Linked DNA regions of Homo sapiens: region 2 is linked to region 1. A link is a loop called in an ENCODE intact Hi-C map of the cell type or tissue named here. Cell type or tissue: natural killer cell. All regions are shown on one strand. Links, peaks and the distances in the headings refer to the core of each region. The heading gives the core; the rest is flanking DNA. Region 1 overlaps TSC22D3 (TSC22 domain family member 3). Region 2 holds the start of FRMPD3 (FERM and PDZ domain containing 3).

Region 1 (5,369 bases), core at 147-5,146:
CCCAACAAACCTGATGTGGGTGGACTGCAGACTGCACTTGGAGAAATAAATACTGCCTCTCAGTGTCTTTTGGCTTTGTCCCTTCCTCTTCCTTCTACTACCCCTATCCCTGCCCCAGCTGGCCCTCATCACCTCACACCTGGATTACAGCAACAGCTGGCCCATCACTAGCCTTTCCCTATTCCAGCCTCTCCAGCTGCCAGGACCCATCTTCTACAAATATCTTTTGCATCACATCACTTCCCTGCTCAGAAGCCTACCATGGCTCCCTGAGACCTCTTAGATTCTATCTAAAGTCACTTGGCTGGGAGCCAGCCAAGTGAGCCTCCCACCCTCCCGCTTACCTTCTTCTCTGTTCACTGCCACCCCTCCCGTGCTCATTAGTCATTTATTTTCCTTGTGTTAGTCCCTCTGCTAGTTTGGGGTGGTCTTTCTTCTATTTCCCCCTTCCCACCATGAGCCCTGGAACACTTCTGGTTACGTTGGAGGAATTATGAAAACTGTTCAGATTCTCTATCCTGCTTCTCAGTGCATTAATCTTGCCTCCCCCCAATGTGGGCTTTGCCATTCACCAGCTGTATGACTTTGGGCAAGTTGCTTAACCTCTCTGTGCCGTAGTGTTTTCATGTTCTCATGTGTAGAATGGTGATCTCAATAGGGCATACCTCATATGTCTGTGGACAGGATTAAGAGTCAACAGATGTAAAAAGTCTTATGACGGTTTCTAGCGTAAAGTAAGTGCCATGTAAGTGTTAGCTATTATTAGTAATTAGTATGATCACCTCCTCTTTCAGCCAGCTCATCTCTGGAAACCATGTCTGCTTGGAATACCTAACTGATCGAGTTCTCTGTTAAACCTTGCCTGATCTTGTGGAGGCGGTTAAGTATTAAGTGTTTGGGTTTCAACAAGCTCCTGTACATGAGATAACCTGAGGAACTGGGCCGTCTACAAAGCTGTAATTATGTCCATTAATTTCTAACCAACTAGGAGGAGAGGTGCTGAGAGTTGAAAGCAAGATTTTCCAGCATAAATAGGATTGATGATGTGGATGATGTGAGGGCAACTTTGCAATAATTTTATCATTTTTTTTTTTAAGACGGAGTTTCGCTCTTGTTGCCCAGGTTGGAGTGCAATGGTGTGATCTTGACTCACTGCAACCTCCGCCTCCTGGGTTCAAGCAATTCTCCTGCCTCAGCCTCCCGAGTAGCTGGGATTACAGGCATGCGCCACCACACTCAGCTAATTTTGTATTTTTAGTAGAGATAGGGTTTCACCATGTTGGCCAGGCTGGTCTCGAACTCCTGACCTCAGGTGATCTGCCCGCCTTGGCCTCCCAAAGTGCTGGGATTGCAGGCGTGAGCCACTGCACCCAGCCAACTTCACAATACCTTAAAGGACAGTGGATCATGCACCTTTTTTCCTATGGTCTTTCTGGAGTCCTTCTGCTGATACTCCAGGTCCCAGAGGCCCTGCCCCTGGCTTCCTTGTCGGAGCCCTCCTGGAACACCCTCCTCTGTGGCCATCCCCAGCTTGAAAGCCTCACACTTTGTGTCCCAAGCAGTCCTTGTCTGGAAATAACCCATCACCCACATTTCTGTTCTAGTCTACTTTTTCTTTAAATTGACAGACACAACTAAAATTGTATGCATTTGTGATGTTTTGAAATATATACACATTGTGGAATGGCTCAATCTAGCTAATTAATATATGCATTGTTGTTTTAGCTTTCAAATCCATGTCTTTGATTTTGTAGTGAATATAATTAATTCCTTTAAGGCCCACTGAATTCACAGCCAGTGTTTGTAATTATGTGTCCTGCCGCCCCCCCCCCGGCCCCGCCCACCCGAGTCTCTCTTTCTCTCTCAATGAATACCAAAAGTTCAAGTACTATAGAGTTGGGGGAGGTTTGAGAATATTTTTGACATAAAAAAAGGGCCCTTATTGTCACTAAGGTTGGGAACCACTGCCCCATGGGACATGTGGGAGCCATGGGAGTAGCACTAAGTTCTCTGGCTCTCAGTTTTCTCGTCTGTCAAATGGAGGTAAATCATAACTGCCTCTTTTTCTAAGGGCAGGAAACAGAATGTTTTGTACTCGGAAGCGGGGCCAGGGAGCAGTGCTCTTGTGATCCTTGCTGCTATGCTGGGAAGCCTCCATGAGGATGAGATGAGAGAATAGATGGGAGGGCACATGCAGAGGTGGCAAAAGCAGGCAGGGGATGCATACTCCTTCAAGCCTCATTATTATTTTCCTCGTTCTGGGTCCAGCTGGACCAGCTGAGCCCAGAAGCCTAAAACCCATGGAAGTCTTTCCAGGAGCAACGTGTTCTTTTGCCTTCCTCCACCCTTAGTCACTTTTCTGTGGAGAAACAACAACAGAAAGCAGCTCCTGTATGTGACTAAGAAACATCTACAAACTTCCTCTTATCTAGCCTAGTAACTGCTGTGGCCTCAGAAGTTGCAGTGTTTGTCTCTGTTTAGTCAGCGTTGCCTAGGAAACAAAGTTGTTCTCTCTTTACCACTATGTGACTGTGGGGCCAGTTTTTTCCCCTTTCTTGTAGAGAAAGGCTTGATGACCAGAGAGGTTTGGGGCGTTGTTGGGCTATTTTCTAGGTTTCCTTTTTTCATCTGCTTTTTCTCATTCAGCTGCAAGTCTGGCATGGGAAGTCTACAGAAGATGAACCAAATAGCCACAAAGTCTCTGAGCTAATTTTGAAAGGTGGGGATTTGGGAGTAAGTGGGGACTGGGAGAGCTGGTCAGGGTGAGGAATGGCTGCCAGGGGGCTTTGAATGCACTCGTTTGAAGTTTGTATCTGTACCAGCAGCTGTGGAATCTGCATGCCATGAACCAGTTGGCAGGTATAGACAATGAACCTGGCATTATGAATAGCAAGGTTGGGAGCAGGTGGGGAAATTGGGATTTGAGAGGCCAGCAAGCAGGAGTTTGCAATGTTCTGAAGGGTTTTGGTGATTAGAAAAGAACAGGTCAGCTGGGTGCAGTGGCGCATGCCTATAATCCCTGCACTCTGGAGGGCCAAGGAGGCAGGTTGCTTGAGTCCAGGAGCTCGAGACCAGCCTGGGCAACATGGCGAAACCTCCATCTCTACTAAAAATACAAAAAAATATATATATTCAGGAGTGGTGGTGCACACCTGTAGCCCCAGCTACTCAGGAGGCTGAGGTGAGGATCATCTGAGCCCAGGGAGTTGAGACTGCAGTGAGCTTTGATGGCCCCACTGCATTCCAGCCTGGGCAACAAGAGTGAGACCCTGTCTCAAAAAAAAAAACCAAAAAAAAAAACCCAAAATGTCAACATGTATGACCTTTACAGAGGAAGAAGCATGTCATTTTGATTACATTTAGGCAGTGGTTGATGTAAGGGGCGGGGGGCAAGATATCTTGGTCACCCTGAGGTTTGTGGCTCAGGAAAATCAAGGAGTTCTGTTTCCCCAATTTCAAGTGGGAAAAGGATAGGTATATATGCTACCAGAAGCTGAGATGGAATGGAGTCACTTGAAGAGAGGTGATCGTTTCCCTTGGGAACATAGTGGGCTTAGAACACAGCTCAGGGTCCAGAGGAAGTTCAGGTTAGGGCGTGGTAAAGGAGACACTAAGCACTCATCAACAACCAATCAGAGAAATGCTAGGTCTCTGGATGCTGGGGACATGGAGCTGGGAAAGGGTGATGGGTGATAATGAACCCCAAAGAGAGGTGGAGGAAGGAATCTGGAGCCAGGAGCCTTAGACTTGGCCCTACCCACGTGGTTGGTGGGTTTGGTGAGAGAACTTTCAGCAGTGTCCCTGAGAACTTTCAGCAGGGACTGAGGATATCTTTCCTTGGCTGGAAGTAAGGGGAAGAGCAAAGGAAAGGGGGGTGGTTTTGCTACCTCATACATTCTCCCTCCTTCTCTTACTAGAGCCTTCTTAGCTCCTTTGCCAAGTCAAGTGTCACATGTGGATTGGTATTAAGGAGAATGCATTAAGTGAGCCCAGTGATGTTTTCAGAAGACAGAAGAGGCCCACGCCTGTTGATTTGGTTCCGCTCTTCTCGCTCCCTCCTATGTATACCCTGCCTGTTTCTTTTGGGCCTTCCTCGGGGTATCTTTCCTCCCAAATCACCCCCTCAAGCTACAGTTGTGTGTTATGAGTCACCTTGCCACTCACTCCGAAGCTCTCATATGAAAGCGGAGCAGGAGAGGGAGGAAGGATCTGGGCTTGAGTCCTAATTCCCGTAATAGCCATGTGACTTTGGGCAAGTCACTTAAACTCGCTGAGTCTCAGTTTCTTTATCCAGACAGTGAGGGCAAACAGCATGTCCTTCATATGAGTATTGTGCAGATGACACGAGATCACGGCTGCAGCATAGGCCTGGCACTGACAGGGTGCTCAAGGGATATTCAGGGGGTCAGCAAAACAGCCCCTACTGGGTGAGGGGCCTCTCCCACCCAGTCCATTTATACTCAGTCAGACACCAAGTTTATTTTTAGAAAAACAGAGCAAAGTTTATTGAAATTTCAAGCTACATTTGGAAAATCAAAATCCAAATCCTGGAACCATACATCAGGATAAGGTGTCAAAAAGTGGAAAGTGTTCACTCTCACAAAACCCGCTACAGACAAGCTTTCTGGGCACACCTCCCAGGCTCCATTGGATCAAAGCCATCCCCTTGTTCATCCCTCATCCACAGTAGGACACCATCCTTCTGTTCACTTGAAAGTTTTCCACAATAATTACAAAACAAAACAAAAAACGTTTTCAAATGACACTGTGAAGCCCAAACTGATCTTCTCTCAACCCCATTCTATGTAGTCAGCACCAGTGAATGGTGGGTTTGGCATTCAAAACAGGACTTCACGTTTCAGTGGACAGCTGGGGAAAGGGTTGCAGCAGCAAGGCATCCGTGGCCGCATTCAGAGGCTGGCCCCCCTCCTTGCCTTTACTCTCGAGTCTTACTTAACCTAAAAGACAAACTGGGTCAACTTGGTAAATGAACACAGTCAAAGACTTAGCCATAAGAGGTAAGGGACCAGTCAATACTCCCAAGGCTGGTTAGGCCCTTCAACATGTAGGTGGATGTGTATATGTATACATCGCTACACTAAGATACAGATCTAGCCCTATGGGTATATATACGCATTTATGGCTATATAGAAAAACTATGCCAATACTAACCAAACAGAACTTTGTAAGCGGTCATCCCAAAGCTGTAATCCCACACTGGGCTGTGCACAAAGCCATGCATTATACCATATTAACCAACAGAAGGCTGACTTGGCTCAATCTCTCCCATCTGTGTCCCCTGCCTTCACGAAACAGAGGAGAAGAGAGAGGTTGCCTCTGCTTAAAACACAAGTGGCTTCTTCATAGGA
Region 2 (5,369 bases), core at 228-5,227, 260 kb before region 1:
TTTTGGGGAAGGAAGAGTGGCCTTTTTTCTTGGCCCTCAAAACTCCTCTGAAGGGGTCTGGAGCCCGCTGGGAGACCAAGAGCTTCTCTTGAATCTCGGCTGCTGCATGTTTAGTATTCACAGCATGTCTCTAAAAAACGTCCTGAGATCATTCATCAGGCACTGTGCTGTGTGCCTAGCTGCTCTCCTTCCGGGTGTGTGTGTGTGGCCAGGACCCTCCCTCCATCTGCTGGTGAACACACATGCACACACACCTTAACCTTTTTCCCTTTTCACCAAACCAATCGCATTTTCTAAGCAGACCTTTGCCAGCTGGCAGATCGCTCCCTTACTGAGGTGGGCTCCTGGCGTTGGGCCTGGGCTCGAAGCCGCTCACACTCCAGTGCTGGGGAGAGGCGCTGAGAGCAGGAGCCCGAGCCGAAACTCAAGGTGCGTGTGGATGTTTGCGATGGTGACCAGGAGGGGAGCTGCAGGGAGGGCATCCCCAGCAGAAGGCGAGCAAACAAGGGGCGAGAAGCAAGGTCAGGGGCCAGGGAACGGAGTCTCCGAAGCAAGCGTTCCTGCTGCCCCTTCTCCGCAGTTCACTCCCCGCCCCCCTTTCCCGGGTTCACTTTGGAAATTGGCTTGCCCTCTCGGCAGCCAGCAGTTCCCGGCAGAGTCCGGCCGTAACGGTCAGATTCAAGAAGTGAGGCAGCGCCAGGCTGGGTGGCTGGGTTGCTGGGTTGTTCTTGGGAGATTCTTTCCCCAATTGTCAATTTTTTGCTTATTTTTAGTAGTGACCCGAGCCAGGAACTGCGCCTTTAAGCCGCTTTCCCATTCGGGGAAATCGACGCCAGCACTCGAGGGTCGGGAGGCGCCGGAGAGGCCCCTCATTCTGCACTCCCCTCTTTCCTCCCCCTCCCCCTCCCCCCGCCCCTTCTCCCCTCCCCTCCTCGGCCGTCCGGCCGCCTCGCCGCCATCCGTCACCTCGCAGCCTGCCGCACTCCTGGAGCGAGAGAGCGACGAGCGAGCCACGGCGATGGTGCCGCCCGCGGCGCAGCCATGAAGCCCGCCCGAGGAGCCCGCGCGCGCTCCTGCCATCCTGCCCGCAGCCCGCCGCCTGCGCGCCAGCTCCCCGCGTCCCGGGCCAGCTGCTGCCGCCCTGCCAACCTCTGCCCGCCCCGCCGCCCGGCGCCACTGAGCCCCAAGCCCATGCCGGGCTCGGGGGCACGGGTGCCCTAGTCCCGCTGCCGCCGCCGCCGCCGCCGCCGCTGCGCCGCCGCTGCCGCGCCGCTGAGGAGGCGGAGGAGGAGGAGGAGGAGGAGGAAGAGGAGGAGGAAGAGGAGGGGGAGGAAGGTAAGAGGCGCGCTGCCTTCAGGGGGGCGCGCCCGCTGTCTCAGCCCAACCGGGGGTGGGTCGCGGCGGGAGCGTTCCGCCCCGGGCCGGCTGGGGGGCGACTGGCGCTTGGGCGCCCCCGGGAGCCGGGGGCAGGGCGGGGGGCGCCGAACGTCTGGCCGCCCGGAGTTTGGGCGGGCGGGGTAACGGCCCGTTGCGTGCCCACTGCCCCGGCGAGTCTCTGGCTTGGCGGGCTCGTTTGGCCTCCGCGGGTGCGGGGTGAGGAGTCGAGCGCAGGGGAGTGCAGCGCGTTCATTATGGAGCCTTTGTGTGCGCGCCTGGGCTGTGGGCACAGTTGGGAGAGCTGGCGAGACGCGGGGCCTGGCTGCTAGGAGGTGGCCACTTAGCCGGGGTGCCCGGCGAAGCCCGAGCCCAGGGGCTGCCAGAAACAGCTGTCTGAAGCATGTGCGTGGTTCCCGGGGCCATGTTCACAAGCGGACACGGAGGCGCACACACACGCACACACAGCCGCACAACATACCCGGCGCTCAGCCACACAGTCAGCCCCATGCAAAGACCACACACACACACACACACACACACACACACACACACACAGAGAGAGAGAGAGAGAGCGCGAGCTACACTTGCCCCCTCCCACCAAGATGCTAATAAAGCTCAAACACATATACAGATACATGCACCTCCCCCTAGCGCTGCTAAAACATGCACACACAAACACACTCCTCTACTCCCCAGCCTAGTGCTTTGGAGGTTGGAGAGTGTGTGTGTGTATGTGAGTGTGTGTGTGTTTTCTCAGAGTGGTCTTGAGAAACTACATGACAACTGCACATTACTGCAGATCCAGTACCTGCTGCTTCCCCCCAATACACACCCAGCAACCCCCCGTCACACGCAGCTACTGTAGACACCTCCACCAGAGCCCTTAAGAACCCCATTCTGGCAAAAAGCGTGCCCAACTCTGGTAGTCATACCCTCCACGCTCGAGCTGTTGGGTTTCCTGCACACACACACCACAGCCCCATACACACACACTGAAACCACTGCAGGGGCAAATGTTTGACACCTTCCCCCAGAAGCAGGTGGCACCTCCACCCTTGCAGCTGCAACTAAAGAGCCCCAGATGACAGCAAACGCCGAATTCTGCTAGACCTGCCCCTCCCCTTGGCATCTTGGTCCAGGTGCAAAACCCTGGAGTCCACCGGGTGGTCTTAGCATCCTGCAGCTCTTACGGAGGGCGGGGCAGTCTCTGGACTCCTGCCTTCGGAGGAACTGCTATAAGCGCAAGGCTCCCTTGGGGGCGCCCTTCTCGAAGTGGAGGGTGGGGGATTCTATGCTGACTCAGAGCGAAGCACCAAGTGAGTTTTCCCAGCTGGAGACCGGGGTAAATGGCGAACTCCACCTGGGCCTAGAGGACCCGGGATAGTGTGCCAGTTCAGCCACAGAGGCCCTCAGCTTGGAGGCCCTGCCCCTCCCTCGCCTTCCTTGCCCATGAAGCTCACTGCAGGAGAAGCAGGGGGAACCCAGCTGCCAGCTTCTTGGGAGCTAAGAGAGGCTTTTCGGGAAGCCTTTGCTGTTTCCGCTGAGCAAAGAGATCTTGCTCTACCCGGGGAGACCTCAACAAGACTTGGCCGTGCCCAAGCAAACATGCCAGCGTCTACCCAATTTCATGGCTTGTTTTTTTGTTTGTTTGTTTTTGTATTTCATGTGAAAGGACTAATTCAACCTTAGCAGCTTGTCATGAAGGCACCCCTGAGGTTAAATAAGGCATAATGTATTGTGGATGGGGGAAACAAGGTTGAGGGGAGCAAGGACTAGTGGGTTTTACTGTTTTAAGTAGAGATGCGGAGTTAGAATGTAGACCGTGGTAAAATCGTGACGGCGATGGCTTCTACGTCAGAGCCCCTTCCCTGCTCCTGCCCCTCCCGTCGGCTGCTCAGGGCTCCTCTGGGTCCTCTCCCCCGCCCCCTTAGATTATTTAGGCGGGGCTTTGCTCACTGCTCGGGCAAATTTGATGACAGAATCCCTGCCAGGCCAAGGTGTTAATAGCTGATAGAGGTTTACTGCTTACACCTCACAGGTAACATTTGCATTTTTAAAGGACACAGAGGAGTGACTCTGTTGGTGGGGCTTTCAGGCACCTGTGGCAGGACTCAGGCAGGAGCAGTTTGTGGACAACCTCATCTGTCTACTCTACTGTCTGTGCCTAGGCCAGAGTTATGGGTGATGTGTGTGTGGGAGTGAGGGTGTCAGAAGGTGAGATGTAATTGTGGAGGGTTTTGAGGCCCACAAAGAGAAGGTTTCAATTGACTTGAGAGGCAATTGGGAGCCACTGCCAGATTCTGAGAAAGGAGGGAATAAGATATAAGCAGGAAAGAAACACTCATTGCTGCATGTGGAGAGAATATCCCCTATCTCTCGCTGGCACCCAACACCACAACCGCCTTGCAGTTGTGGGCTGAAGGCCACCAGGGAGAGGAGACTGGCCAGGGGAGGGTGGCAGCTGCCCCAGGCTTCTGGCCCTGAGGGTTTCCCAGATATGTGAGGCATTCTGCTGAGTGGCCAGACTATTGGCCTGAACTCAGTAAGTGCCCCCTCCAACATAAGCTCGTGATGCTGTTGGTGCTATGGCTTCTTTGGATAGTGCAACAGAGCCTCTACCCCACTGGAGGAGAGGTCTGGGGACTCCTATGAGGCTGCGAGCTGCATTTGGAATGAGTCAGGGGACCCCTCCCTCTTGTAAGTGGTGCAGTCCGAGGGTCTTGAGAAGTGAGCTGTGTGGCCCAGTTGGGGGATTTTGTGACCAACGACATCCTCTAGGAGCAGTAGTAGATTGAAAAAGTGCAACAAGAAAGCCCTGGGATTGCTGATGATAGCAGCAAGCTGGGAAAGGCTTGCTGGAGATGGGGGTGGGGGTGGGTAACAGAGGAGTCTCGGGTGGGATGAGTAGAGGAGAGGAATTGCCCCACCGCAGTAATCCTTACTTCAGCCCTTGGAGGGAGCATGGGTGGATGCAGGACAACGGAAGCACTCTGTACCCACCCTCCCCCACTACGCATAAATGATTGGACTCCGTGGCTAATGCCTGATAAGGCACTTGGAGGGGCAGCACCAATGCAACAGAGGAAAGATCCCTGTTTTTGTGGCACCTCCAGGCTAACTGAATGAAGCCATAAGACACACATACATACACATACACACAAATACACACACACATATCACACACAAGACACACACCCCTCAGACACACCCTCAAACCCCAACACATACCTGGGGCAAATTGTGGAAAGAGAGGCTCATGCAGACAAGCTTGGTTTTGGGGGGTTCTTGCCTTCACATATAGGCCCTAGCAATCATTGCTAGGGGGACTAGAATTGATACCTATTGATACTAGATGAAGACCCTTAGCTTTGACAGGCCCCCTGGGAGGAAGCACACTCAAGTCAGCTTCTGTTTGTGGGGCAGCCTTAAGGCCATTAGCATTCCCAGCAGAAAATTCTGTTCTGGCTCTTCTCTCAAGGACTTCTATTTTCCTTTTTACCATAAGTTCAGAAACAAAAACATTCTCTTGCATTATCGGCAGCCAAAATGAAGGACTCTCAAAATGGGGTGGACCTTATTGTCTGCTGAGAAATCCTGGGGCTAGGGGCAAAGGGGTAGGGTAGGGAGCAAATCCAGAGAAACATGCCATTTTCCCTCCTTTCCTCCCCTCAGCTGAGCTGCCAAAGGCAAGGACAGTGATCTTGGGGTTCTGTATTATTTCCCACCCATGACAGGCAGAGCACCCTTTTCTGAGACCTGAGGCACCATCCTTAAAACAGAACATTAACAGCCTGTGGCACACTAGTGCCCAATCCCTGGTAGTCAGAAAATGAGCCTGGAAATGGGAATATGTGTATAACGTGGGGCGGGGAAAGGAGAGAGAGGGAAAGAGGTGCTACTTGTGTATCTGTAGGAGCAGGTGTGTCTATTTCTGTGTGTTTGTGTTAAGGAACATGAGAATGAGCAGGTGTGTGCACTCTTGCAGCTTTCTC

The links. Hi-C counts contacts between places; a loop is a spot of excess contacts. Peaks named below come from ENCODE experiments on the same cell type or tissue, not always from the same donor. Only the 100,000 strongest peaks of a DNase experiment are listed, where the experiment ranks them.
Region 2: it touches region 1 in a loop (6-fold over the local background); 2 of 110 quality-filtered maps call a loop at or near these places.

Annotation. Positions count from the first base shown.
Region 1 is chrX:107,708,745-107,714,113 of GRCh38, forward strand. TSC22D3 (TSC22 domain family member 3) reads right to left here. Exons shown (of 3, transcript NM_198057.3): 3 at 4,477-5,369. Among named protein-coding and RNA genes, the nearest start is that of TSC22D3, 64 kb to the right of the region's middle. In natural killer cell, for the core only: no CTCF peak of the experiment used is centred there; DNase peaks (open chromatin) are centred at 2,487, 3,167, 4,047 and 4,947; H3K4me3 peaks cover 687 bases; H3K27ac peaks cover 3,737 bases.
Region 2 is chrX:107,448,671-107,454,039 of GRCh38, forward strand. FRMPD3 (FERM and PDZ domain containing 3) reads left to right here and starts at 982. Exons shown (of 15, transcript NM_001388459.1): 1 at 982-1,335. RefSeq lists enhancers at 1-354, 2,189-3,103. In natural killer cell, for the core only: no CTCF peak of the experiment used is centred there; DNase peaks (open chromatin) are centred at 451, 1,961, 2,351, 3,261 and 1 weaker place; H3K4me3 peaks cover 1,419 bases; H3K27ac peaks cover 598 bases.